Regions from separate parts of the Homo sapiens genome. Here regions 1, 2, 3, 5, 6 and 7 are each linked to region 4. The links are chromatin contacts, found by Hi-C or POLR2A ChIA-PET in ENCODE. All regions are on one chromosome and are shown on one strand. Each heading gives the region's core, a stretch centred on a gene start or an enhancer-like site at or near the end of the contact. The rest is flanking DNA. Distances are from core to core; before and after follow the strand shown. Region 1 has its middle 81 kb from the start of LINC00299. Region 2 has its middle 110 kb from the start of LINC01814. Region 3 has its middle 68 kb from the start of LINC01814. Region 4 holds the start of LINC01871 (long intergenic non-protein coding RNA 1871). Region 5 holds the start of LINC00299 (long intergenic non-protein coding RNA 299). Region 6 overlaps LINC00299 (long intergenic non-protein coding RNA 299). Region 7 overlaps LINC00299 (long intergenic non-protein coding RNA 299).

Region 1 (3,877 bases), core at 321-2,820, 680 kb after region 4:
GTACTTCCTGGGCCTCAAGGTGGGAACTTTATGAGCTTCAGATTCTGTACCTTCCAGTCTAACCAAAGTTATACGTGATCATTAATTTCATGTTTCAACTTGACTGGGCTACAAGATACCCAGATAGTTGGTAAAACAGTATTTCTGGGTTGCCTGGTACAGCGTTTCCAGAAGAGATTAGCATTTGAATCAGTGTACTGAGTAAGGAACACCAATCCTCATCAATGTGAGTGTCATCATCTATCCAATGAATAGAGTAAAAGGTGAAGGAAGGGTGAGTTCACTCCCTCTGCTTGAGCTGGGACATCCTTCTACTCTTGCCTCCTGACATTGAAACTTCTCGTTCTCTGGCCTTCAGACTTGAACTAAATTCCCCACCAGCTTTCATGGTTCCCCAGCTTGCAAAGGGCAGGTCACAGGACGTCTGGACCTCCACAACCCTGGGAGCCATTAACATTGTAAACCTCCCACGTGTCTATCTCTATATGTCCTACAGGTTACGTTTCGCTTAGAGAACCCTGACTAATACTGTATACTTCCCAATGCCTACTTTAATCCTCAAAAGAAAGCTGAATCTGATTCACACAGTTTTATTCAATAAAGATCTCGATGACAATGTCAATTCAGGTGATTGGAACAGTTAAAACTGAGCCAAAATGCTGTGTGACACTAAAAATCCAGAAAAATTTACAGAAAAAAAGTTATTTGTTATTATTTATTTATATTTATTTTATTTTATTTTTGAGATGGAGTATCACTTCCATTGCACAGCTGGAGTGCAGTGGCACAATCTCCGCTCACCGCAACCTCCACCTCCTGGGTTCAAGCGATTCTCCTTCCTCAACCTCCCCAATAGCTGGGATTACAGGCTTGTGCCACCACGCCCAGCTAATTTTTTTGTATTTTTAGTAGAGACAGGGTTTCACCATGTTGGCCAGGCTGGTCTCAAACTCCTGACCTCAGGTGATCCACCCACCTCAGCTTCTCAAAGTGCTAGGATTACAGCTGTGAGCCACTGCGCCCGACCAGCAAAAAGTTATTCTTACTCTGTTTTTCAATGCTACTCTATACCAAGCTGTAATGGGTATACATACATAGATTATAAAGCAATGAGACCCCTTGTTTATGTCCCACAGTGATGCCCAAGTTATCTGCGATATGCTATATTCATTGGTTAATGTGAGTACTTGGGGAGTTTCTAATATAACCTTTAATGTGTGTGAACAAATTGCCAATAAATCCCAGAATAGACTTTAAGAAGTCAGCATGATTTTTCCCTGTTAGATATCATCTTTAAAAAGGGTAGGAGAAAGTTGTCTGGAAAAAAAAAAAAAAAAAAACTTCAGCATGTAAATTAATTTTAAAATGGGCATGGTAGTTTTACATTTTGAAGATAAGAAGATTAACCAGAAGGAACTGAGAGAGAAAATTATCAAACCTGAATGGGGAAAAATGCCTGAAAAAATATAGCTGTGAAGAGAGCTGAGTCATTTGTGATAGAATTTTAAGGCCCTGCAAAAGTCCCGAACATGGTCACAAGTGGTTTACATAAATCCATGTGCCCTCTTCTTCGAGCCAATCAACTGCTCTCCAGCCCTGCGGCGAGTGGCATCGCTAGGATGAGTCAATGACACTGTCACACAGTAGAAAACACAGCCTCCTTCCATCTCCATGATGTGCTTTCTCACAACTTCATTAAACTGAACCAGAAATCACATCAGACAACATGGAAGAGTCATGGGATGACTTTTGACATGAGATTGAGAGACAGGTGGGTGAGACTTCAAGAAAAATGACACAAAGATAAGACAGTTTCAGATTCAAGATGATCTTACACTTCTGAAAACCCAAACATCAACGTCTTAGGGCCAGAAAGTAAAACTTCTAATGAATAGGATGTGAAAGTCGCCAGGCAGACTCCTTGCATTTCACCATGACACTAAATGAAAGCACAGAAAGTCCAGAAGCTAAATGAATGTGTAAGATTTCTCAGACAAGATCTCTGGGGTCGCTCTAATTATAACACCCAAATGTTGTTAGCAACAATAGAAAGAGCAATTTAGATATGTGATTTGGTGATTGTTTAAAATACATTTGGGGCTCTTTTGAGAGTTCTGAAATTTCCATAGCAGCTGCGTACTTCAGACCTGGTGGCATTTGGGGAAACACTTGTCAAATCCATACTTGGAGCCCAGGCTGCCTGGTGAAAACGGATTTTTTTCCCTATTGTTAAGTGAAAATTCCATGAGCAAAATATTCTTACATTGTGCCCAGTAGAAATGTACCTTTCCACTGAAAATATTACCCTAATGAGCTTGCTTGTAATGTTCACACTGGAAATAACAGAAACATGCAGGCCCTCCCTGTCTTTTTCTCTTCTATGACCTTCTCCTCCACTTTACTGACAGAGTATGAGTAAGCTGGCAGAAAATCAACAGGGACAAAGGGAACTACTGGCCTCTTGGTTACAGAGGGCCCTTTCGATACCATCCTACATCTACAATACACCACCAGTTTCCTCCTCCATGATGTGACGTTCTTTAAGGAATAGTTTAGAAGGGCCTGACTTAGAACTATGCCAACAGCTCTTGGCACCACTTATTTGCAGACTCTGGCCCAACTGGCTGAAATCAGTCTTTGCTAATTTATCAGCCAGCACAGGTCTCAGCTGCAGTTTTCAGCTTTGATCAAAGCTGAAGCCCATATCATCGTAACATCATGTGTGAGTCTGGGTCTGGATCAGCAGTGGCTGGGAAGACTAAGGAGAAGCACAGAAGGGACCCAGAGTATGGCTGGGCCACCTGCTCCCCTCATTAGGATGGGATGAAATAGTGCAGCTGATTGGCCCAGGGAGAAGGGGGTGTGGGCTGGAGATGGAACAGAGGAGGGTTAGAGAGGGGCTCCCAGGAGGCTGGAATTCTATCTCACCGGCTGCCATCTATTAACCTTGACTAAAGACCTGGCACTGGCCTTGGCACTTACAGATGGTTAGGAACCCAGCCCTCGAGGACTCAGAGACCAGAGACCGCTAGTTCTAATATAGGTCAGACCTGTAAATGCATGAATGGGGAAGAAATAATCAACAATGGGACTACAGAGAAACAAAGAAATATCAGAAGGACAGACTACAAGGATAGTTTAGCCGCAAATTCACCCAAAAACAGGGAAAATTAGAGGAGGAAAAAAGGTTCCAGGACCTTTTTTCCCTTCATTCGAATCCACTTATTAAGCACCTACTAATGCAACCATTTATTAAGCACCTTCTACATGCAAGACACACAAATATTAATAGATAGAGTTCCAGCCCTCCGGGACTTCAAGACACAAACACAAACAACTGTGGAAAAGATTGCATGGTAATAAGATATTTCCCTGTGCAAAGTACTGTGAGTGAGAGACCCTGTCTGGGGGAGGATCTGGAGAGCTTCCAGGAGAAGTTGCCATTCACAATGAGCCTTCCAAGGTGAGTAGGGCTTCAACTTGCCAAGATGGGAGGTTAGCTTTGGCTCAACTCTTGTAAGCCTGAAGTTAACAATGCCAGGTGCAGAGCTTTCTTCCCTTTCCTGGAGGTTTGAAGGGGGAGGCTCACAGCCTGCAGGCAGCATGGCCTGCATTCTCTTACGAGATGTATCTCTTTGAGATACGGCTCCTTGCCCTGCAGAAAAGTGCAGCAGTTAACTGGAGCAGCAAGGAGACCCGGAATTCTGGGAGACCACCGGGCAAAACAGAGGCTGACCCAACCCAGTGGCTCCCGTACCACAACTGCCCCATGGATTTCAGTTCAATTACAGGCTTCTCAACCTCCCTCTCTCAGTCCTCCTGTAAATGGCCCACACTGTGTCCCACCCACCGCTCTTCTTAACAGGCTGTGCAACCT
Region 2 (3,756 bases), core at 957-3,456, 750 kb after region 4:
CAGTCGGGACTGCACTGAGCCCTCCGGGATCCCTGAACAAAGGTTATTTTGAAATAGCTTACGTGGCCAGGAGGTGAGTACTTTGTTCCTGAAACCAGGTGCTGAGATGACAAATACTTCCCCTTAACGGTTGGGGCTTCATCAGACAGGGGACCGTAGGTCTGATGTACATTAGAATAATCAGATGAATTGAAACAAGGAAGAGCATCAACCAGGCTATAGGCCTGTGAGCAATTTCTGTAGAAATGTAAGCCAAAGAAGTGATGTTAGGCTCCACAAGTAGCCATTGTTTGTAACATTTCTGCAATAGCACCACCTGAAAAAGCAGCCACTTATTGTCAGGGCTCTTAAAAAAAAAATAAATACTTCCCTAAAATCAGCGCAGCACACGTCAGTATAACGGCTGTCACCTGCTAGCTGTTTGGACCGTGCTAAAACCTTTTTCCATATTCAAAAAGGTTGTTTCAACTACATTTAAGCAGGAAAAATCAATGAGGGAAAATCACAAACTGGATCCGGCTACAAGGAGCTCAGAGAGGAGAAAATCAGGCTTTCCCAGCCTGCAGAGCTCCCTGCCAGACAAATGACAATGACAGGGACTGAAATTAAAAGAGAAGGGACACAACGCCCTTTCCACTTAACTCCAAGGGCAAGCTCTTTTGGTTTGCAGCTACATTTGCCAACCCCTCACCTAGGATTCTCCCGAGAGATATAGGAGACATTTCCAGACTCTCAAAGGAGCCCATAAAATTGCTTTAGAAATGGGACTAACCTTTTGCAAGGTGAGAAGTCTGCCTTCATTACATATCTTAGGAAAAAAAAATAACTATGAGAAGCAAGACTCGAAATCTACCACAAGAAAACACCAACAACAAACGGAATTAATAACTCTGAACACCAAAGAATGTACCTGCTCTTTCATTCAACCAGCTTTTATTAAACTATTACCTACCAGACACTGTGGGAGTTACTGGGATGTTGGGGTGTATAATTCTGGATCTGTGCCCTGGAGGAGCTTGTATGGGAAAGACAGACACTAAACAAACAGTTGCGACACCGTGGACTAGCCCTGTGCCAACAGCAGGAATGAGGTGATATGGGAGCCAATTCACCCACTTGGAGGCTCAAGAACAGGGGGATTTTGCCAGATGCAGCAGGGTGATGATAGGATTAGACAGGATGATAATGGAAGTCCAGAAATGTGAGTTACAGCCTGTAATCCCAGCACTTTGGGAGGCCGAGGCGGGTGGATCATGAGGTCAGGAGATCGAGACCATCCTGGCTAACAAGGTGAAACCCCGTCTCTACTAAAAATACAAAAAATTAGCCGGGCGCGGTGGCGGGCGCCTGTAGTCCCAGCTACTCGGGAGGCTGAGGCAGGAGAATGGCGTGAACCCGGGAAGCGGAGCTTGCAGTGAGCCGAGATTGCGCCACTGCAGTCCGCAGTCCGGCCTGGGCAACAGAGCGAGACTCCGTCTCAAAAAAAAAAAAAAAAAAAAAAAAGAAATGTGAGTTACAGCCACACCTTAAGGCACACCTCTCACTTCCTTAGTGCCCTATGAGAATGCCTGGCCCCTACGGCTGCAGAGCAGTACAAAGGTTAACGAGATGTGGGAAACCACTCAGAATTTTTATGCTAAAGTCATTACATTTGAGAGCGATTTCATATTGGCTGGACTTTGGTCTCAGTCAATATGATTTCATCTGGCACCATTTATGTTACCAACTTAAACTGGCTGCTATTTCCCCAAAAAAGTATTTCCCTAAAAATCTTCACATATATGTCTGCCTTTTCATCAATTAAGGAGTATTTACTGCACACCTCCATGTGTTCATATCCTATTTGACATCTATAAATGAATCTTAAAAAGTGCAACTAAGCAAGCGTGTATCAGTGGCATCCATCTTCTGGTTTTCCTTTTCATTTTGATTGGTTTGCTATTCAATATGTACGTGCAATTTTTTTCTTCAAGAAAGGATTCAGCCTATCACACTTGTCTGTGTTTTTGGTTTCTGTGGAAAGAGCCTAACATGCAGTGGACACCAGGATAATGGCATTTGGCAACAGAGGTCAATGCTACCTGTGGGGACTGGGGTTTCACTATCCCCAGGAAATGGACCTACATGTTAACAAGGAAAGTTTGCCATTTACCGGGCTTCTGATGGTAACAGATTTGAGAGAACTAGCTGGTGAGTGGCACCAACAAGAAGTCAGCGATCCATCCGGGGTGGCCCAGGCTCAGCCACACAAGAGAAACTGCACTGTCCTCTGCACCCACGTCTGACATTGGTCCTCCCGTGAAGCTTCATGGGGGTGAGGACCAATGCTCCAGGGAACTCCTCCAACACACAGGATCGGGCCCTCCCCCTCCTCATCTGAGTTATATCTGGGCTCTCTTTTTCTTTAAGGGGACAAAGGAGAAAGAATGCCAAGCTTACTGGTGCATTAAATGATTGAGAAATGTTTGCCATTTAAAGCTGTTTCACTTCCTGCCTGATACCACAAAGAAGCTTTTTAATGAAGTTAGCCTTTGCCTTTCTCAATGCCACTATGCGCCTGGCTTGTTTTGCCCACTTTCTGTTTTCAAAGCTAGGTATGATCAGGAAACACGTGGTTTCTATTGTTTCAAACAAGTAAATTTCAATTCAGTCAATTTAGGGGAAAAAGTCAGGGGGCGTCCAAAGGACAGGGTAGAGGGGCGGAGCATACGAGGATGGCCGAGGGGGCACAGACAGCAGGCAGCGGGGTCCAGGTCTTCACCCTGCTCTGAAGGGGCCTGGCTGCCCTAAGTCAGCCCAGGCTCCCACGGGAAGCTGAGCCCTCAGGCTTGGGGGGTACTATGGGCTCCCAGAGTAGGGCCCCCCTCATTCCACACGTGCCCTTGCTGACTAAACCCTAAGCCCCAGGGTTGGCACATGACTTTCCACAGCTACAGCCAAAAAGACAAACACCACAAATTGCTTCGTGACCCCTTGTCAAGAGTGCTCCCAAAATGAGAAAATCTATACCACAAGAGTCCTACCACTGGGACACAGCCAACTTCAGGACCAGCACGAAAGCCCTGGCCAAACCATCCTGCTGCTACTAAAGTATGAGTTGTCCATATGACTGACAGAATCTCTGGTTTAAAGTAACTGTGGCTACTGCTTCTTCAGTGCTTATGGGCATGTCGGGTACTTAGCACTTGGTGTACGCCTATTCATTTAATCTTCCCAGCATCTTGCAAGACAGGTGTCGCTATCTCTTTTTACAGATGAGGAAACAGAGACAGAAAGAAGCTAAGGAATTCCAAGGTATCTGGGTCAGCTGCTGATGCAGCCCTACCCAAGGTGTGAGAATGTAAGTCCATGCTCTGTATTACCAAGTACAGTGTTCCAGGGTTTTCTGTTCTGCCCCCACCTCCACCCCCAGCCAATACCTATGTTTGAAAAAGGCCCGTTTCTAGCAGCGTGTTCATATTTATTCATTAAGTACTTATGAAGGGTCCACTGTTGGTCAGGTCCTGGAGATAAAGAGATGAATATCATGGTATCTGTCTTCTACACGTGTACTCTCCAGTACCCTCCACGATGGTGCCACTAGCCACATGTGTCTATTGATTGCTCAAAATTTGACTAATATGAATTGAAATACGTAAAGTGTAAAATACACACCAGGCTTCAAAATCTTCTTATGAAAAAAGTGTAAAATATCTTAATCATGTTTCTATTGAATCTTATTGAATCTATGTTAAAATTATATTTTAATATATGGAT
Region 3 (3,636 bases), core at 922-3,421, 790 kb after region 4:
CTGGGCACGAAGCAGGGGGCCGGGATCCTTCCAGAGGAGGCTGGAGGGGCAGGCAGGGCCCACTGGGGATGCTGAGGTGGAGACAGACATGTCCCAAGAGTGTGGGAGTAGGGAGGTCCTGAAGGTGGGTACCCTGGAGAGGGACGTGCCACTGCATTTTATAGGGCTCACTGACAGCCACGAAGGCATGGGTTTGAGGAGGAACAGCCAGAAGGAGACCACCTAGGTTGCTCCTGCAGGAGGCCAGGAGACAGAGGGTGAGGCGGGACCCATGTGGGGCAGCGGGGAGGGGATGAGAAGCAGAATTAGGATGGCGCTGAGGGAGGCGGGATAGCTCGGACTCAACATTGCTTGGACATGGTAGCAAGAGAGACCAGGGAACCTAGGATGCCTCCCTCACTGCTGGCATGGGCCAGGGGAGAAGGGTGAGCCCATCCTCTGAGCAGGGAAGCCAGGTGCCAGCACAGGCAGAGCCAACTTCAAGTCACACAGATCTCATTCAAACCCCACTCTGCTGTCTCTTAACTGTCCAACCTTGAGCAAGTATCTTGGCCCCATCTGTAATCTGGAGATGAGGACAGTACCAGCCCCACAGAGCTGCTGTGAAGATCCCATGAGGAGGTACATGCAAACCACTGGGCACGATGTCTAGCACTCAACAGACACTAAATTGATCACGGCTGTCATTTAAATTAGCCACATAAATGTGTTTCATTCTTGGAAGGTCACGTATTCCTCACAGCGTATGGTGCCCCAGTCTTTCCACTACTGCTGCATTTTGGAGTGTCCTCTAGCTTTCAACCATGGATAATGAGACCTGCAGATAAGCCATTTCCAAACTCCCCTAGTAGAGCCAGGCACCCCATCCCCATCCCACAATTCTCACTGCCTGGTCCTCATTTCTGTGCTCACCTCCTTCCCTTCATGGAGGCTCTCAGGCAGAGCTGTGTGACCTCCCTTTCCCTCTCCATCTGTCTGTGCAGAGCTAGCACGGGAGGGCTTGGCAAATGTTTATTTACTGAGCAGGAGTTACCAACTTTTCTCCCAGCTGATGATTTAAGTACAAGTTTCAGTATGATTCCTCCAGTAGCCGACCAAAGGCGGATTTTAAACTAAGAAACACACCTGTATTTAGCACACCAGGGGATTCACCAGTTCCCCTGGGGCTGGTCTTGGCACAGTTTCATCCAGAAAAAAACCACCAGAGGAACCTTCAGCACATTAAACACCCATAGGCAATATGCACTGTGTGGGGGGTCAGGTGCTCATTGTCTCATTTCTTCCTCTGCCCATGAGGTAGGGTGTGTGAGCCCCATTTTACAGATGAGCAAACTGTTGGTAGGCAAGTCTACTTTGCTAAAGGTCATGTCGCTGCCGCATGTTTATCTGCATTTGAGACTAGAAAAGCAATTGATGTCTGTTCTAGGAATTAGGGACACTGGTGCTGAGAACACTTAAAAATAGCCCCGTGCATTTTCCCATTCTTGAAACAGGTTTACTAATCAGGAACGCAGCTGAAAAAATCCAGCAAAATGACTCAGTTCCAAGTAAAATGTCATTTCTCCCCCATCACTTTGGGACAACCCCAGCAAAGCCAGCACAGCATAGAAACAGAAAGAGAGACAGCAGAGAGGCCAAGAGGCAGAGAGGAGAAAAGGGGAAGAGGCCACATGGGTGGCTGCAGGGCCTCTCACAGTGCCCTGCAGCCTCAGTCAATTCCGGGGGTGCTCACAAGGCTAAAACGCTGGCTGTAAAATCAAGGGCAAGCTGGAGGGCTGGTTTCCTGTCTTCTAAATATACTCCTGTTCCGATGGTATCTCGTCCCCTGCGTCACGAAGGAGGGCTGCCCTTGACACTGTGAATGTCTCAGGAACACCTCAACCCAAAGGAAGCTGGGGTGTAGAAAGCTCGAGGTTCCTAATACCTTCAGGAACAGCACACTCAGGTCCTGCTCAGGCACTGGGCATGGCTGCCTCCTGCTCCTCTTTATCCACCCTCCTCCCCCTCCTCCCCCTCCTCCCTCTCCTTCCTCCCTTCCTCTTCCCTATCTTCCTCCTCCTCAAGGTCTTCCTCCTTCTCCCCCTCCTCTTCCTCCTGCTCCTCCCTTTCCCCTCCTCCTCCTCCTCCCCTTCCCCTCCTCCACCTCCCCACACAGAGCACCTCAAGCCCTCCAGGTGGGCAGTAACTGTCCAGCAGAGCTGCTGTCTGTGAATGTTATCAGAGGAAACACTTCAGAACTGAGAAGCAAACAGAAACCATTCTACACCTGCTGTCGCTCCACTTCCTCTGGGCCCCAACCTCCAGCCAGGTGTCCTCATGGGAAGAAAGGGCCCATTCAGGACTGCGGCTAGTGGTTCCCAGTTGAGTTCCTCCAACATGGCAGGAAGAAAGGAAGACACAGTAGGAGGCAGCAGAGCCTTGTGGTGAAGCCTAGGGCTCAGAGTGGAGCCCACCTACTGCCCATGCTGCATGTCCTGGCTCTGTGACCTTCGGGCAGGCTGTGGTTTATCATTACTTGTAATTTGTAACATTGAGTTACAAATACTGTGACTAGTTCAGAGGATTTATGAGGATGAAATGAGTTATCTGCTTAAACCACATAACATAGTGCATGGCCCTACACTTTGGGAGCTGGCGTGCCTGCCCTGAGCCCCACGCATTCACACTGTGTCATTTTTACAGCTGTGCCACCTGCCTCCTCACCTTCACCCTCCACCCCTCACACACCCTTCCAGGGTACCCCGATCCCGCAGGCTGCTTCCCATCTCTCCCTGAAATGCAGCCCGTCCTTTGGAGAGCCTTCCAGGACCTTTTCCCACTCTTGTGCACGCTTGACCATCATCAATTTAGTGATCTTTTCCCTAATAGATTTCACGTTCTCTCAGGCCCAGAGCCATGTCTAAGTAACAGTGACTAGTGGCTATGTGAATCTATTAATTCTCACACCTAAAATAGAACTCCACACAAAGGAGGTGCTCAATAAATGCTCATTGAGCAATCAACAATAACGACCAAGGCTCAGAGAGGTGAAGTAACCTGCTCTGTGTCACAGAGCTTGGAAGTGGCACATCTGGAATTCCAAGGCCAGTCACACCAAGGCAGGTCCAAGTCCTACTGCCCCTCAGCATCCTCCTCCCGTAGACGGTGATGCACCTGGGGGAGCAGAAGCAGTAGTTCCCAAGTCTACAGTGGAGCAAGAGGCTCAGAAATGGAGATCTCGGAGCTGCCCGCGTACAGCCTGGAGTAAAGGACACGCCATGCTGCCATTAAGCACCATTTCAGCCCCTCGTTGCCTGCACAGGTCCAACACGGAGCAGCTTGGCTGGGAGGCAGAACGGCAAGTAAAGCCTCCCTCCAAACAAGCCACCCCGCAAAAGGCTTGAAGGAGCACCCGTATTCAGAGACCACCCACTTTAATACAGATAATACTCTAGTAGCTTATATTTATTGATTTCCACACCTGCTAGGGACTGTTCCCAGCATGTGTGATTAAGAGTATCTATAATCGCAAGGCGCGGTAGCTCAGTCCTATAATCCTAGCACTTGGGAGGCCGAGGCAGGTGGATCACTTGAGCTCAGGAGTTCGAGACCAGCCTGGGCAACAGGGTGAAACCCCATCTCTACAAAAATACAAAA
Region 4 (3,485 bases), core at 425-2,924:
AGACACGCCAGGGGGAAGACCATGTAGGGAAACAGGGCAAAGGAACTGCCTGCAAGCAAGAGAGAGGCCACAGAGGGAACCAACTCCGCAGACATTTCGATCTCGGGCTTCCAGCCTCCAGAACTATGAGACAATACATTTCTACTGTTTAGCCACCCAGTCTTCATACTTTGTTACAGGGGCCCTAGCCACCTGTAGACCAGCATAGGGTCAAAAAGCTGTCATGACCAAGTGCCCACACTGGGTCAGCAGTCCCAGAAGCAGTATCAGAATCATCTGTGCAGATAAAACTCTGAAGTCCAAGAAAGAGCCATTGGCACACAAATAAGACCAGAACAAATCAGGGAACCAGGTGATGACCTTTACTGTCAGAGATCCGTGTATACAGTACAGTCAGCTGACAAGAGGGCTCTCAATCGTGGCCACATATTTGAATCACCTGGGGAGCTGTTAAAACCCATGACACTAGGTCACAACCTAGACAAATGAAATCGGAATCCCTGGAGGGTGAGACCCAGGCATCAAGAAGGATTTAAGATCTCTGCAAGATTCAAATAGGCAGCCAAAGTTGAGAACAGCTGGCTTAAAGAGATTACGAGACTTTGTTACAGTATCTCAGCACGGATTACATTTCAATTTAGTTCTTTGCTATTATTCTTATCCTCTGAAATGTTTACACCACACGACGGCCTATCACTGGCTCTGAATTTTATATCATAATCACATAATAGGTTCCTCACTTAAGTTGTAGACATAGGCAAAACTTTTCTTGTTTTTGATGTAAGATAAAGGGAGAGAATGACTGGAGCAAAACAAAAATAAGATAATACAAAATAAGTCATGGGGTGGCATCACATTTTAAGAGTCTTCATTTATGACAAAAGCACAAGCTTATTTGTTGGGGACATAACTTTTGCCATTTTTCCTACCTTGACTGTTTAAGCTCGCAGCAATTTTATAGCTCGCTGTACAGGCTAAGGCTTTTGGTGCCTTTCTTTTTTAAGCTGTGTCAAAATACCTTTAAGGAAAAAAGATGATTTGAAAGGTATAAACCCAACGAAAGTAATAGCACAGTTACAGTTTTTGTGTTTGGGCAGATTTTAAGACATTTCTATGTATTTTTCTGACACAATGGATCCTAAGGACTGCCGTAGACGTAGATTAGTCTGATTTTAGGCCATTGCTTTGCAGCATTATGCAGTTTTTATCTGAAAGACGTTTCAAGAGGGGGAGCTAGTTAGCTAATTAATTAGAGATTGTGACTTAAATTTTTCAGACAAGAGATACTTTCCGAGTTTAAGGAGAACCCGAAGAAAGCTGCGTTTCTGTATCCGTGCCATGGGAAGTCTCCTGTCCTGTTTCCACTCTGCCTTCTCCATAAAGCAGGCTGATTATCAGGGCCCTCACACAAGCCCAGCGTGGTAGCTGATTAAGGCTTGACAAGCAAAAAGCAAACAGGATTTCTAATCATGTGTCTCATAGAAATGGAGCCACAAAAACCCAAAGAATTGCCATTACACCCCAAGTCATGCAATTTAGAGCAACTCAGGAAATAGGTGCACACAAGCAAACCATGTGGTTAAAGCCTTTGGAACTGGTTTGAGCAAAGCTGTAGGTGATTTGACAAAATCATCTGCAAAACCAGATTTCTAACACCTCCCTGCTGTGTATCTCATTTCTGCTGATGTGTGGTGCTTCATAAGATGGGGACGTTAAGCATGCAGCAACTACAGTCATTTGTTCTCAGAGGTGAGTGTTGCAGTTATTTTTATTACTTTTTCTCTTCTTTACTCTATTCCTTGCCTCTCGCCAGACATTCCTTAAACCACCTATCAACTCTCCCCTCACAGTCTTCCTTTTCTGTCTGCATTCTTTTTTTGAACCCAAATCTAACTTAGCTGCTTTTGTGGTTTTTCTATTCACTTTGTCAATTTCTCCCTTGGTTAGAAAATAAATTCCTGTGCACACTCACACCTATGCAAGGGCTGCTCTCAGACATAGCAGGAGGCCAACTTCAGCCTCAGCCTCTTGAGCAAACATTCCCAAGAGGGAAGAGCAACATGGGTGTGTGTGTGTGTGTGTGTGTGTATTGTGTTTATTTGTATGAAATGTCAATAGGGCATACTAATAGCTTGTGAACAAGTATCTATATCAAGATAGACAACCCCAATACATTCGACATGTTGAATATTTAACATGAATCACACATTTCTTGTGAATTGTGAGCAATATAGTTGTACTTATGTGTATAGATATGTGTACATTTATACATGTATATATATAAGGTACTCTCTATAGAGTACCTTATAGCTTACAAAGTGATTTCAAGTACATTTTCTCACTTGACCTAGAAGAGAGAATAAGTAGAATGTGCACATCTTACTCCACAGGGAACCCCTCTTGGAGGCCGGTCTCAGAGCTAAGGTGATAAATGGGGCCAAGAACAGTGGCTGATGCCTGTAATCCCAGCACTTTGGAGGCCGAAGTGGGTGGATCACCCGAGGTCAGGAGTTCGAGACCAGCCTGACCAACATGGTGAAACCCTGTCTCTACTAAAAATATAAAAGTTAGCCAGGCATGGTGGTGGGCACCTGTAATCCCAGCTACTCGGGAGGCTGAGGCAGGAGAATTGCTTGAACCCGGGAGGCAGAGGTTACACTGAGCCAAGATCACACTCCAGCCTGGAGGACAGAGCGAGACTCTGTCTCAGAAAAAAAAAAAAAAAAAAAGATGGTAGATGGAGTGTGACAGTTTGTGTTGGCATTTTGGCTTGGCAGAATTAAAGCCTAAAGTGCAGGGCCAAAAAGAGCCAGATTTGCAGCCTAGCTTCACCACTCCCTAACCATATTGCACTTGGGCATGTTCCTTAATCTCTCTATGTCTCTGAAACAAGAGGAAAAATCTCTTAGAGTTATTTGTGCAGAGTGAGCTACGATGTGTAAAATGATAGCCATTATAGCATGCACGTGAGCATGTACTATTAAACATAAGCAATCATTTGTGAAGCATGTTGAGATGCACATTGTCTAGCACCCCTGAGCCACCTTGGCTGTCCCGTAGCAGTCCCCAAGAGTCCTTTTCTAACATGGTTATGCCAGAATAATTTGGTTAGTTCAGGTGGGGTGAGCACAGTGGGGCAGGAACTGTGTCTAGTGGTTGCTGGGCAGTTTTGCACCTGGAGCTAGCACAGTCAGTTTTGTTGCACAAATGTGTGCCAAGCACTTTTCATAGGTCAGAAGCTAGAGAATAGTGTGCTTGTAAGCAAGCAATGAGAAATAAGATGGGAGCTCTTATTGGGGTTCCCTAGCTTCACCATCTTCAGTAACTTCCATCTTTGGTTCTGGCGGGCTTTTCTGAAGGACAGAACAGAAGCCCATGATAAAGGTGGGGTTGAGAATTCAAAAGAGATCTTTAGAAGTAGAACAGGGCCAGGGCCCATGTTAAGATTGAACTTTAAGGCCAGGCACGGTGGGCTCACACTTGTA
Region 5 (3,464 bases), core at 240-2,739, 600 kb after region 4:
AGGACCAGGACATATCCACCCCCTCCACAGAAGCTGGTGAGGCTCAGGGTTTCCATTTGAGGATCTATCATTCCATGGCTCCCTGTTGTTGTTTTTCACCAGGGAAGTCAGAGTAGAAGAAAAGTTGACAAATGTTTATGAATGCTGGGAAAAATTAAAAAGTGCCAGAGCAAGAGCGGAGTGGAGAATTGTCTGCAGAATGAGAAAACCCAGGTGGCAGCAGCTACCTGCAGACTTGACTTAGCCCAGATTCCCCACCAAGCAGAAACTGAGGCCGACTTAGATGCTAACGTTTTATTGAAAGATCCAATCCCTGGGCAGAAACAATGAGAGGAAAGGGAAAGATTGAAAGCAAGCACAAGGTCGGTGTGTAAACACGTGGTCATTGCTTCCCAAGCCACCAAGAGATTTAAGGGTCCCTGGGCCACGTGGGGCCCCTGGAAACAGGCTGCACAGAGACCTGCCCTAGAGCCTGCCCAGGAGGCCAAGGGAGGAAGTGGTCTGCCAGCTCCCTCATCTCCCACCTTCGATTAGTCACAGTCACCCCACAGGCAGTGACACCCATACTTCCCAGGGGGTCATCTAGCCTCTCCAGGTAGCTACAGGGGACACAGATCCCCCTCTGAGGCATTTCACCCTGGCCTTGGAGGGGCAGGGGTCAGGGGCCCCCCAAGCCTAGTGCAGCCTCAGCCACCAGAGTATGAGAGTGGCCATGTGGAGTCTGTCATCACCTCCAGGGGATCGCGGATGCAGGAGGGTAGCAGCTACCTGGGTGCTTCACAAGTAAGAACCCAAGGCCCCTGGAGACAAGTGAGGCCCAGAGAACTCAAGGACCCAAGAGGGGCCTTAAAATTGTGCCTAAACAGGACCTGGAGTCCCTCTGAGAAGTCATGGGCCAGGCACAGGAAGCCTTGCCAAGCTGCAGTCCTGGGCTAACTCACAAGTCTAGGGGCTTGGAGGGGCTCCGTCCAAGAATACCAGAGCTTCCTGGGCACCCAAAGCCGTAGAGTCAGGCCAGCTAGGGCAGCACACATGGCTGTCCCCACTCTTAAGACTGATAGACCAGAGCCCAGGCCGCCCCCAGAGCCAGGCAGGAACCATTCTGACCACCGGCCTGGGGAAGGCCACTCTTCCCAAGGGCTGGTGTAAGGAAGAGGCTCCTGGACTCGGAATGAGAAGTTGCCAATTCATGACCTGCCCGGCCTCCTACTAGCTGCACACCTTTGGATGAGGCCTTGAACCTCTTCTCTGCAAAAGCAATCCTAGCCGAGCCCTGCCAGCCTCTGGAACCTCTGTCTCCTCACCTGTAAAATGGGGTAAGGGTCCAGGCTGGTCCAACTCCTGGGGCTACTGTGAGGATCACGGGGCTTTGCCGATGAAAACCCTACTGCCCTGCCCTGCCCTGCAGGCCTGTCCTGCATGCCCCTGCTCATCCACGGGGCCCATGGGCCTGAGGTCAGGGCGAGGCATGGCCACCCTAGCTCAGTGTCAGCCCAACCCTTCCTATCAGAGGGAAGCAGAAATTGCCCTGTGCAGCCTGCTTCCTGCCCCATGACAAGGGGCTTCCCCTTAAGATGATTTTGTTTGTCACAGCCCATAAGGGGAAGGGTATTCCCTGAACCAGCACAGCCCTTTGATGGGACCAGGGGGCCCCTGTCCTGGGTCCAGCACTCCTATCATGAAGAGAGGGACAGGAGAGTCGATGGGGGAGGGCACGAGCCTTCCCAGGGAGACCTGATCCCATCCACGCCTTGTACCCAAGCCCCCAGAATTCCTAGCCTAAATGTCTCCAAACCTACTTCCAGGGCCCAAGTCTGATCCCCTGGACATCCCAGAGCCTGGGGAGGCCCAAGGCCCACCCCTGTGGGTGGAGCACCCTGACAGGGAAGAGTGAAGTCCAGGGAGGGAGGAGAGGAGATGTGAGAGGGGGAAGGGAGGCCGAGGGCAGCAGGGGCTGGAAGCAGCTTCCTCCAAGGCCTTCTGCTGGCCTGAAGTCTCAAGGAGTCTGAATTCCAAATTCGAACCTAGCCATCAAGGTCAAGGTAGTAGGAGAGAAACCATTTTACTCAACAATGTATAAGCAAAATGTGTCATTTTTTAAATATGAAGATCTTTACCATGTGGGCCCCATTCGAACTCTTGCTCTGGGGACCTGCCCATGTTCAGGAGCTATGTCATTTTACTCAGCCTCCTTCCAGCAACTTCCACCCTCTGCTGCCCCAAATCTCAAAGCCTCAGGTGCAGTATTCTTCTAAAACCTGGATACTCCCTTCTGGTCCACAGGGCATCTGTTCTAAGGCATCCCCCTTGCCTTGATCATGAAGGGAACGTCCTTTGAAAAGGCTGCCGTCCAAAATATTCCCTGCTGTCCATTCATTCACTCATTCATTCCTTTATTCAACAAATGCTTGAGTATATCCTTCTGTGCCAGGCCACACTCTGGAGATAGTGCAATGAACAACACTGGCAGAAGCCCCTGCCCTCATGAGCTTCTATCCTGGTGGACAAAGACACACAGCAAGCCGGTGAGCATGTGAGATGAACAGAGCATCAGGAAGGGCCACCAGCACCCTGTGCCTGCACACCCACTGTGACTGCCCATGGCTGGGGGCCTGGCCCACTGTACTTCACATGGTGGACAATGAGGCCCTGTGAGGCTCCTTGTGGCCCCTAACTCCTAAGTGACCGGGCTGGGATTCCCACTCAGATGGTGCTGAGGTCAAAGATCTCAAAGGCTTTCCACCGCCAGGTCCCTCCTGAGTCAGGACTAGCATTAATTATAATAACAGTATCAATTAGCTCCTCTTGGCTCCAAAATATAATGGCTGCTTCCTCTGGTACAATATTAGGAGCAGGCACCAGATGAAAAAGCAAACGGATCGAACACCACCCACAGAGATAAACTGGCCTCGTGATCAATGATGGTGGATTTTTTTTTCAACACAGATAAACAGGAAAGGAGTTTTGGTTTTGAAACTCAAACGATTTCCTTGCTGTAGCCGTATCTAGGTTGGGTATCGAAGAAAACAAAAATAATTCTGGGCACAGAAGGAAGATGGAATATTTCTGCACTCAACACTGGGCCAGTTTGGCTCATTCCCAGACATAAAGAATTCTGGTGTCCATTTTTAAATAAAAATAAATAAAGCAGTTCAACCCAGATGGGGGTGCCAGCAGATGTGACAGAACCATGGAGAGTGGGTGGGTGGTGTGCAGCACTTGGCCATTGCTGACAGCAGCCCTGTTGTGAAGTACACAGCTGGGAGGACGGCACAGGTGCGCTCACATGGCCGGCATTCCCACAGGCCCGCCCACTGCCTTGATTGCGGGCCACGGCTGACGGCTGACCGCAGAAGCCTCCCAAAAGAGGAGGCAGGTGTGGGAGGGTGGCTGCTGCCAGGCCAACTCCCCTGCAAGGGTCAGTCCCTGCTCTCTCTGCAAGGTCCCCTGCCCCCAGCAGCCCT
Region 6 (3,346 bases), core at 847-3,346, 580 kb after region 4:
GAATGGGACCATAAAAGTATTCTTTGTTTGTTCCAGGTCAATGTGAACTGCTTCTGATCCTCCTTTGTTCAAGGATGAAAAACAACAGTTCACCAAGTCAATAGCTTCCTTAGAGAGGCCAAAGACTCCGTTTAATCTTGTCTAGCAAAAGTTCCATGCTTGGCACAGCCACTGCAGGTGGAGATATGACTTGACTCGCTGTATGGATATTTACTGTCCCCCATCATGGCCCACCAGGTCTGTGTGAGGGGCAGCCACCATGGTGAATTAAATGAGGCTATGGCAAGGGCCACAGCCCCTGCATCCTTTAAGTCTTTGAGGGTAACACTCATGTCTGACATTCCTGCCATCAACGCAAGATGTGGTCATATCTGTGGTTTACGATCTCGTAGGGGAAGAGGCCTACCCCACTACAACATCTTTTATTCTAGGCCAAGGAGCCAACGTGCAGGTTCTGCCAATGAACCTGCCATTCACTCCTATTATACTAGAGAACCAGGGAAATGAAGAATGTGAGCTAGGCTTGAAAAAAGATTCCATTTATTACCTGCCTTCCTGGTCTCCAGTCTAATAGGAGGGCTATGGTAGCATCTTGGGTCTCCAAATATCAATGTTAGCTTAATAGTCCTTGAAAAGCTAAGGCATTCGTCTTTCCCCAGTGTGCATTTGCCTAAATAAATGTCCTAGATACCTTTAGGAGAGAAGTGGGGGAATTATTGCTGAATGCACCTGCTGTAATATGGTACCATCCTTCCTGGGAAGAGCTCTGCTCCTCCTTCAGTCAACAGATTCTGGGGCTGAGAATTAGCTCCATTCAAGAAACTAGGCAAAAGATCCTGACTTTTGTACCTCCTGGTAATCCACACGTGCTTTCTTGTAGAAATTAAGCATTGCCCTTGTTGGGTGCCCATCTATCTCCTTCCTAAAACAATGAGCCTATTGAGAGCTCTCTGCAGGGCAGGAACCCCCTGGGTGCCCCACTGATCTTGCCTCTCATTGTGATCATGGCCTCTGCCTTGCATCCAATGGTGAGCATACCACCTGGCCTTTGTAATCCCAGGATCCTGTCATCCCCGTTGCTACCAGGAGCCAGTTCTGTGATTTCATCATCTGTCATCAGCTCTGGCACATAGAGCACAGCCATTCCTGAGCTCAGTGACTTTGGGGCCACTCTCACCAGTGCATTCCTTTGTACATGGGAAGTCCTCCAGGCCATCTCGTGAAGATAGTCAGCACCATGGATGCTAGCATGTCCACTCCAGCATGGCCACTTCTCTGAGCCATTTGGTCCCTCTCTCCACCATCTGCCTGAGTGTGGGTCACTGCTTTCTCTAGGCTTTTAAGCAACATCTGAGTTGAGTCTTAGCATTCTCTCCAGGGATCTTGACCAAGATGCTTAATCCTGTACCACCTAGATTGCTCCCTCTCAATAAACTCAACCTTATTCGATTTTATATCTACACTCTTTGATCCAATCCCATGAATATATTCCCAGGTCCTCTGCAACATATTAGCTCGACCCCACAGCTCCTTCACCTGATATCCCCTTTTGGCCAAGCCAGCCCAGCTCATCCCCAGTCGGGCTGTGCTGAGATTTGGTTCTTGTTATTCTTTGGTTTTGCCAACAGGAAAGATGAGGGTAGATCCTGATGGGTCAAGCATTGTCTTGTATGATACCTACCTCATTTGAGACCTCTGTATGATCTTCAGAAAAGGAAAGTCTTGCTTTTTTTTTTTTTTTTTTTTGACCGAGTCTCGCTCTGTTGCCCAGGCTGGAGTGCAATGGTGCAATCTGGGCTCACTGCAAGCTCCGCCTCCCAGGTTCAAGCAGTCTACAATCTTCTACATGACATGAGAAATAGGCCATTTCTGCAGGCCCAGGGGACTCAGGGGCATGTAAGTGTTCAGGGTTCCCAACTGTCCAGGGCTCCCACCCTAAGTGTAAGGGTCTCACCTCTTTCCCATTAGAGCCCTGTGTCTGAAGGACTGAGAACTTAACCTACTCAGGGTTCAGACTGGTCCTCCAGCCAACCTGCCTTCCAGCTGCAGATCATCGGGGTTTTCTTAAATGCTGCCAAGGAAGTGCTCTGGCTTTCACAGTTTGCCTGAAACCAGTGATGAGTCATCCTGCGCCTCTGCCTCTCTCTCTTCAACACTCAGTAGCCTCAGCCTCAGCCACCCAAGCCCACAGGCCTTCTGGTTATCATTTCATCAGCCGGCCACCTGCTTCCTCTCCAATTTTTCATTAGGGCCTGCAACTCACAACCACGTCCAGTGTCAGCTGCCTGAAAGTCTTCCTAGAAACAGAGTCTGAGATGGAAATTGCATGCAGAGTGCTGATCAGAGGGTGTTCTCGGGAGATTCTCCTGTAAAGAAGTGAGAAAGGCAGGATGCTGCAGAAGCTGAAGCTGGCTGCAACGAGGCTACACTTGGAGCCACCCCCAGCCAATCCTAAGTGGCGCTCTCGAGCTGGGACGGCCCATCAGAGTTGTCCCAAGTTGAGGCAAGAGGGCCGAGCCTTTGCGTTCCTTCCTCGGTCAGTTTCAGAACCTGGGGGATATGACCTGAAAAGAGGCCATTCCCTGCAGCAGGAGGGGGCATCCAGTGCGGGCTCTGCCATGGCCATCATCAACTGTCACTGCAGCTAGCGGGGAGACCTGGGCAGAGCACCCCAATGGTCACTGCAGCCGAAAGAGGACTGCTTGTCTTTCTGCTCTCACACCCCTTACCTAGGGAAGAGCAGAGAAAGGGTTGCTTGAATGGGAGGAATAGCAAAGAGAACAAAGAAATCCCAATGAGGGGAAACCTCTCAGCGCACCAGCCTCACTGTGTGCTGAGAGGCACCCACTGCCTTCCCTGCACTCCTTAGATCTTGTTCATGGGTGGTTGTTTGTTGTTGTTGTTGTTGTTGTTGTTGTTGCTGTTTTTAATGTAAGAAACAGAATCTTGCTGTGTTGACCAGGCTGGTCTCAAACTCCTGGCCTCAAGCGATCCTCCCCCCTCAGCCTCCCAAAGCACTGTGATTACAGGCGTGAGCCACTGCATCCAGTCTCATTCATCTTTTTGTACCATATTCTCTGTCCCACCACTCAGAAATATCTCAGGTGCTGTACTAGTGCCTTACACATCCTGGACCCTCAGTGCTGTCTCAAACTCCTGGCCTCAAGCAATACTCCCCACTCAGCCTCCCAAAGCACTGTGATTACAGGCGTGAGCCACTGCATCCAGCCTCATTCATCTTTTTGTACCACATTCTCTGCCCCACCACTCAAAAATATCTCAGGTGCTGTGCTAGTGCCTTACACATCCTGGACCCTCAATGCATAGCATGGTAGCACCAAAAGGT
Region 7 (3,659 bases), core at 705-3,204, 510 kb after region 4:
AATCTGTCTTTCCACTAAATCCTAATTTACCACCATAACCTGTTTGGGGCCATGCTCTGAGTCCACATTCTTTTTGCAACCTCAGGAAGCTTCTGTACCTCATCTGGGCTTGGGGCTTCATTCTGAAGTTTCCCGTGTATACATGTGACATAAATGTGTACGCTTTTTCTCCTGTTAATCTGCCTCATGGTAGTGATTTTTCTGCAAACCTTTAGGGGGACAACCCTTGAGCCCCACACCCTCCTGGAATTTTCTACCTCCAGAATCAGGTAAACTGCATCCTCTTCCTCCAGTCTGACTCTTTAGTAACAACTAAAGCTTACCAAGATTTGGCTGCCAAGAAACCTCTGCATTTCTGTGGAGTTTCTTGAAGACCCTACTATCAGCAGAACGCATAGGAATGGGGTTATAATGGTAGACCAACAGGCAGTAGGGCAGATATTTTGGCTAGATGAACTGCCCTCTATTCATTCGTGCTCTCAGCAACCTGCTCCTCCTCCAAGAACTCTGAATACAGCCTCATTTCAGGAGAAACTCATTTTCAGGAGTTTTGCTGCTGTCACAAAAACTACTGTCATCTGAAACATTCATAAATAGATTTGCCTGCAATTAAGCGACATGAAATAAATGGTGAGGCCAATGATACCAAGAGAAGAGAAGATGTCATCTGTTTGTTAGTTTTTTTAAACCAATGAAGCCAAAGCTTTGGAATGCCCAAGTAAAAATTCAGTGTGTGCAGTGGAAGGCAGCATGACCCAGTTCTCAAACTTTCTTTGCTCAAAGTGCCCTAGCATCTCTGTAATTTGTTCACAGTGCCCTTGTGCCAAAAGAAATTTCTAATGGTTCCCCTTATTAAGTACTTCTTCGGTTATAAGCGTGTATGTCCTAGGAAGCTAGAAGCCATTTGAAAAATAAGACACAAATTGAAAGAAAAGAGGCCATTTTTATTTCATTCTAAAATAGTTATTTACTAATAGCTGTATATATCCTTAGGGCCCCACACAACTTCTCAATCCCTGGACTCAGAGTGGACATTGCTACTCTCATTTCCAGTTTCATACTGATTTTTCCACAATAGGGACTTTTTATCTAAGCCACTTCCAAAAATCCAGCTTTGCAAAGGTATGTTATTAAAAGGAATACAGCAGGACCCACTGTTGAGACTGAACCATCTCAACTAGTAGTCCACACACTGCCTGACAGATGTTGAGTAGCACTGTGTTTCCCTAGAAAACTGAAAAATTTTCGATAACCTGCAGGGCTTGTCTGCATTCACTATAGTCCACTGGGCTGCTTCAGAGCAGGACTAAGAAATCACAGAAATCACAGAGCAGGACTGAAAGATCCCTGGGTGGGGCAACTGAAGGCCTGGGTTCAAATCCTGACTGCCTCCAGCAGCTGTGCAACCTAGACCAAGTAGCAAACCTTTCTGGGGTTCAATTTTCTATGTATAGAAGGGAGGTGAGAATCCCTAAAGCACAACTTACTCTAGAATTCTCCCCTATAAAAGGGTAACTCCAAAGTAATCTGCACATATTTTCAAAAAGATACAGAGAAAGTGTGACCATAAAACTATGCTCCAGTTTCCCAAACCAGTCTACAGATCTCCTTAAAACAGAGACATGAGCTGTGACCACGGCAATTCTGATGTGGGTCTGAGATGGGGCCCTAAATGTGTATTTTTTTAAAGTTCCTCCAGATGATTCTGTTGCCTGGATTAATTTGGGAATCATTTCCTACTGACAACACAGCAAAATCGACAGCCTCGTGCTCCAAAGCACCAAGTCAGCAAAAAATGTTTGTGCATATTAAAATCTATCTCATTATTTGCTTTTAATGATACTTCATTATATTCTCTTTTCCCTTTTAATTTGGTTGCATCACTCAAGTGGTGTGTTTGATTCCCAGTTTCTTGTCAGAATAGCCATGATGCCTCACCCTGCCGCCCTAAAGCTCACAGAGACAGGAAAACCAGAGTCCCCAGTGTGGCTGCACCGGGTCTCCAGCTGTCCGTTTGCAAAAGATACAAAAACCGTTTCATTTTCACAATAATTTTTTTTAAAGACTTCCCCAGATATCTACATTTTCTTTGGCAGTTTGACTTCGATGACACAAAAGTTCAGGGTCAACTTTCCAAAAAATAATGAGGAAAGAGCCAGCCAGCTGCTCAGTTGTGTCCTCACTTTCAATGCTGATTGCTGCAAAAGTACACATGAAATTCTGATGCAGACAAATTGTTCCTTTCTCACTGAACTCAGCTAGAAGGCTGGAAGGGACATTTGGAAAGATGGTCATTCATGGGACTTATTTTTTAAAACATGAAAAAGAAGAGAATTTTAAAGCAACATCCACAGAGTCGAAGTTTAGCTTCACCAACAATTATTTCCTCTTCAGTGAGAGTTAGTGGCCAGTTACAAAGTTCAATGTTTGGGTTTGGGTTTGAGGGATATTTTTTCCCCCACTACTGAGACAAAGCCGTAATCCATGAAATATAGCAGATATCTCATGGACCTAGTTCTGCATGCTTGCAAACATTTGAAATTGCACTTGCGGTACATAAAAGATTTATAATGATCTTACCCACAAATATAAATTCTGTCCCACACAGGATAGAAAGACCTAGAAGCAGAAGCAGTGAACAGCTGAATGTGAGCAGAGTCATAAATTCAGAACACTTACAGCTTTGTAACAACCCTATCATAAATGTGGCTGATTTCAATTTAATTTATAGGACTTTGCAGCCGGGTCCAAGAATGTCTTTTGAAAACTAAGAAGTTAGAAGCAATAACATATAGTTTCTATAGTTTCAGTTTCCAAGAAAATGTCCATGGTCTTCAGGTGGCTCTGATGAGACAACATCCAGGCCATCCTTGATTATGCAAAATGACTTGGGGGAAATCCCTAAATTCATTGCAGCAAAATGCAGGCGTCAAAAGAAGGCTCAGAACACATACTAATGTCAAACCGCGGTGCACATAACAAAGGCTTGGCAGTGGGTTTCCAGGGAAACCATCCGGTAGAGTAGGAAAACCCCAATCTTTTGTAAGACAGATCAATCTGCATTCAAAACCCAGTCTCTCCTCCTTAGCTGAGTAATGATCACATGAGGAGCTGAAGTCCTCTGAAGCTCAGTTTCTCAATTTGGAATAAGGTATTTACTGAGCATTCTTTGCTAAGCACTATGCTAAATGTTTGCTTATATCATCCATCTCAGCTATACTACAACTTCATGGTGCTTTTTAAATCCCACTTTACACATGAGACAACTGAGGCACCCAGAGATGAGCCCTTTTCCTAGATCTGACCTTCTTTTTTTTTTCTGAGACAGAGTCTCGCTCTGTCACCCAGGCAGGAGTGCAATGACGCCATCTCGGCTCACTCCGACCTCCGCTTCCCAGGTTCAAGTGATCCTCCTGCCTCAGCCTCCCAAGTAACTGGGACTACAGGCATAGCCCAGCTATTTTTTTGTATTTTTAGTAGAGATGTGGTTTCACCATGTTAACCAGGATGGTCTCGATTGCCTGACCTCATGATCCACCTGCCTCGGGCTCCCAAAGTGCTGGGATTATAGGCATGAGCCACCGTGCCTGGCCCTTACCTTCTATACATGGAGAAAAGATTTGTACGTAGGCAGTCTGACTTCAAAGTTCTTGTCATGA

What was found. A loop is a pair of places that touch in the nucleus more often than their neighbours do. ChIA-PET counts read pairs that join two places held with the same protein, here RNA polymerase II (POLR2A). Pooled maps may share reads with other maps.
Region 1: a pooled map shows a loop between it and region 4 (5-fold over the local background). The contact joins the enhancer-like site here to the promoter of LINC01871 in region 4. A Hi-C loop is called at or near these places in 1 of 168 maps with a recorded cell type or tissue (GM12878) and 7 of 50 pooled maps. POLR2A ChIA-PET finds 5 or more read pairs at or near these places in 1 of 52 experiments (GM12878).
Region 2: a map of GM12878 shows a loop between it and region 4 (2.2-fold over the local background). The contact joins the enhancer-like site here to the promoter of LINC01871 in region 4. A Hi-C loop is called at or near these places in 2 of 168 maps with a recorded cell type or tissue (CD4-positive, alpha-beta memory T cell and GM12878) and 9 of 50 pooled maps. POLR2A ChIA-PET finds 5 or more read pairs at or near these places in 4 of 52 experiments (CD4-positive, alpha-beta memory T cell, activated CD4-positive, alpha-beta memory T cell, activated naive CD8-positive, alpha-beta T cell and 1 more).
Region 3: a map of GM12878 shows a loop between it and region 4 (2.3-fold over the local background). The contact joins the enhancer-like site here to the promoter of LINC01871 in region 4. A Hi-C loop is called at or near these places in 1 of 168 maps with a recorded cell type or tissue (GM12878), 1 of 37 single-sample maps with no recorded cell type and 8 of 50 pooled maps. POLR2A ChIA-PET finds 5 or more read pairs at or near these places in 2 of 52 experiments (GM12878 and activated CD4-positive, alpha-beta memory T cell).
Region 5: a map of naive thymus-derived CD4-positive, alpha-beta T cell shows a loop between it and region 4 (2.7-fold over the local background). The contact joins the promoter of LINC00299 here to the promoter of LINC01871 in region 4. A Hi-C loop is called at or near these places in 2 of 168 maps with a recorded cell type or tissue (naive thymus-derived CD4-positive, alpha-beta T cell and natural killer cell) and 4 of 50 pooled maps. POLR2A ChIA-PET finds 5 or more read pairs at or near these places in 1 of 52 experiments (activated CD4-positive, alpha-beta memory T cell).
Region 6: a map of CD8-positive, alpha-beta T cell shows a loop between it and region 4 (4-fold over the local background). The contact joins the enhancer-like site here to the promoter of LINC01871 in region 4. A Hi-C loop is called at or near these places in 4 of 168 maps with a recorded cell type or tissue (CD8-positive, alpha-beta T cell, GM12878, PC-3 and 1 more) and 11 of 50 pooled maps. POLR2A ChIA-PET finds 5 or more read pairs at or near these places in 3 of 52 experiments (activated CD4-positive, alpha-beta memory T cell, activated CD8-positive, alpha-beta memory T cell and activated naive CD8-positive, alpha-beta T cell).
Region 7: a pooled map shows a loop between it and region 4 (7-fold over the local background). The contact joins the enhancer-like site here to the promoter of LINC01871 in region 4. A Hi-C loop is called at or near these places in 1 of 168 maps with a recorded cell type or tissue (GM12878), 1 of 37 single-sample maps with no recorded cell type and 5 of 50 pooled maps.

Annotation. Positions count from the first base shown.
Region 1 is chr2:8,407,346-8,411,222 of GRCh38, forward strand. No RefSeq gene overlaps it. Among named protein-coding and RNA genes, the nearest start is that of LINC00299, 81 kb to the left of the region's middle. Within about 2 kb of position 1,571, at least 6 of the 41 ENCODE cell types and tissues checked have a DNase peak (open chromatin) inside an H3K27ac peak, as active enhancers do; they include GM12878, where a contact is called at or near this core.
Region 2 is chr2:8,475,470-8,479,225 of GRCh38, forward strand. No RefSeq gene overlaps it. Among named protein-coding and RNA genes, the nearest start is that of LINC01814, 110 kb to the right of the region's middle. RefSeq lists an enhancer at 1-158. Within about 2 kb of position 2,207, at least 12 of the 41 ENCODE cell types and tissues checked have a DNase peak (open chromatin) inside an H3K27ac peak, as active enhancers do; they include GM12878, where a contact is called at or near this core.
Region 3 is chr2:8,513,825-8,517,460 of GRCh38, forward strand. No RefSeq gene overlaps it. Among named protein-coding and RNA genes, the nearest start is that of LINC01814, 68 kb to the right of the region's middle. RefSeq lists enhancers at 1,274-1,383, 1,584-1,633. Within about 2 kb of position 2,172, at least 14 of the 41 ENCODE cell types and tissues checked have a DNase peak (open chromatin) inside an H3K27ac peak, as active enhancers do; they include GM12878, where a contact is called at or near this core.
Region 4 is chr2:7,724,105-7,727,589 of GRCh38, forward strand. LINC01871 (long intergenic non-protein coding RNA 1871) reads left to right here and starts at 1,675. Exons shown (of 2, transcript NR_183384.1): 1 at 1,675-1,749.
Region 5 is chr2:8,326,930-8,330,393 of GRCh38, forward strand. LINC00299 (long intergenic non-protein coding RNA 299) reads right to left here and starts at 1,490. Exons shown (of 9, transcript NR_034135.1): 1 at 1,305-1,490.
Region 6 is chr2:8,300,060-8,303,405 of GRCh38, forward strand. All of the region lies in intron 2 of LINC00299 (long intergenic non-protein coding RNA 299), which reads right to left. Among named protein-coding and RNA genes, the nearest start is that of LINC00299, 27 kb to the right of the region's middle. RefSeq lists enhancers at 611-1,167, 2,273-2,332. Within about 2 kb of position 2,097, at least 17 of the 41 ENCODE cell types and tissues checked have a DNase peak (open chromatin) inside an H3K27ac peak, as active enhancers do; they include CD8-positive, alpha-beta T cell and GM12878, where a contact is called at or near this core.
Region 7 is chr2:8,236,942-8,240,600 of GRCh38, forward strand. The region is part of intron 7 of LINC00299 (long intergenic non-protein coding RNA 299); the gene reads right to left. Among named protein-coding and RNA genes, the nearest start is that of LINC00299, 90 kb to the right of the region's middle. Within about 2 kb of position 1,955, at least 4 of the 41 ENCODE cell types and tissues checked have a DNase peak (open chromatin) inside an H3K27ac peak, as active enhancers do.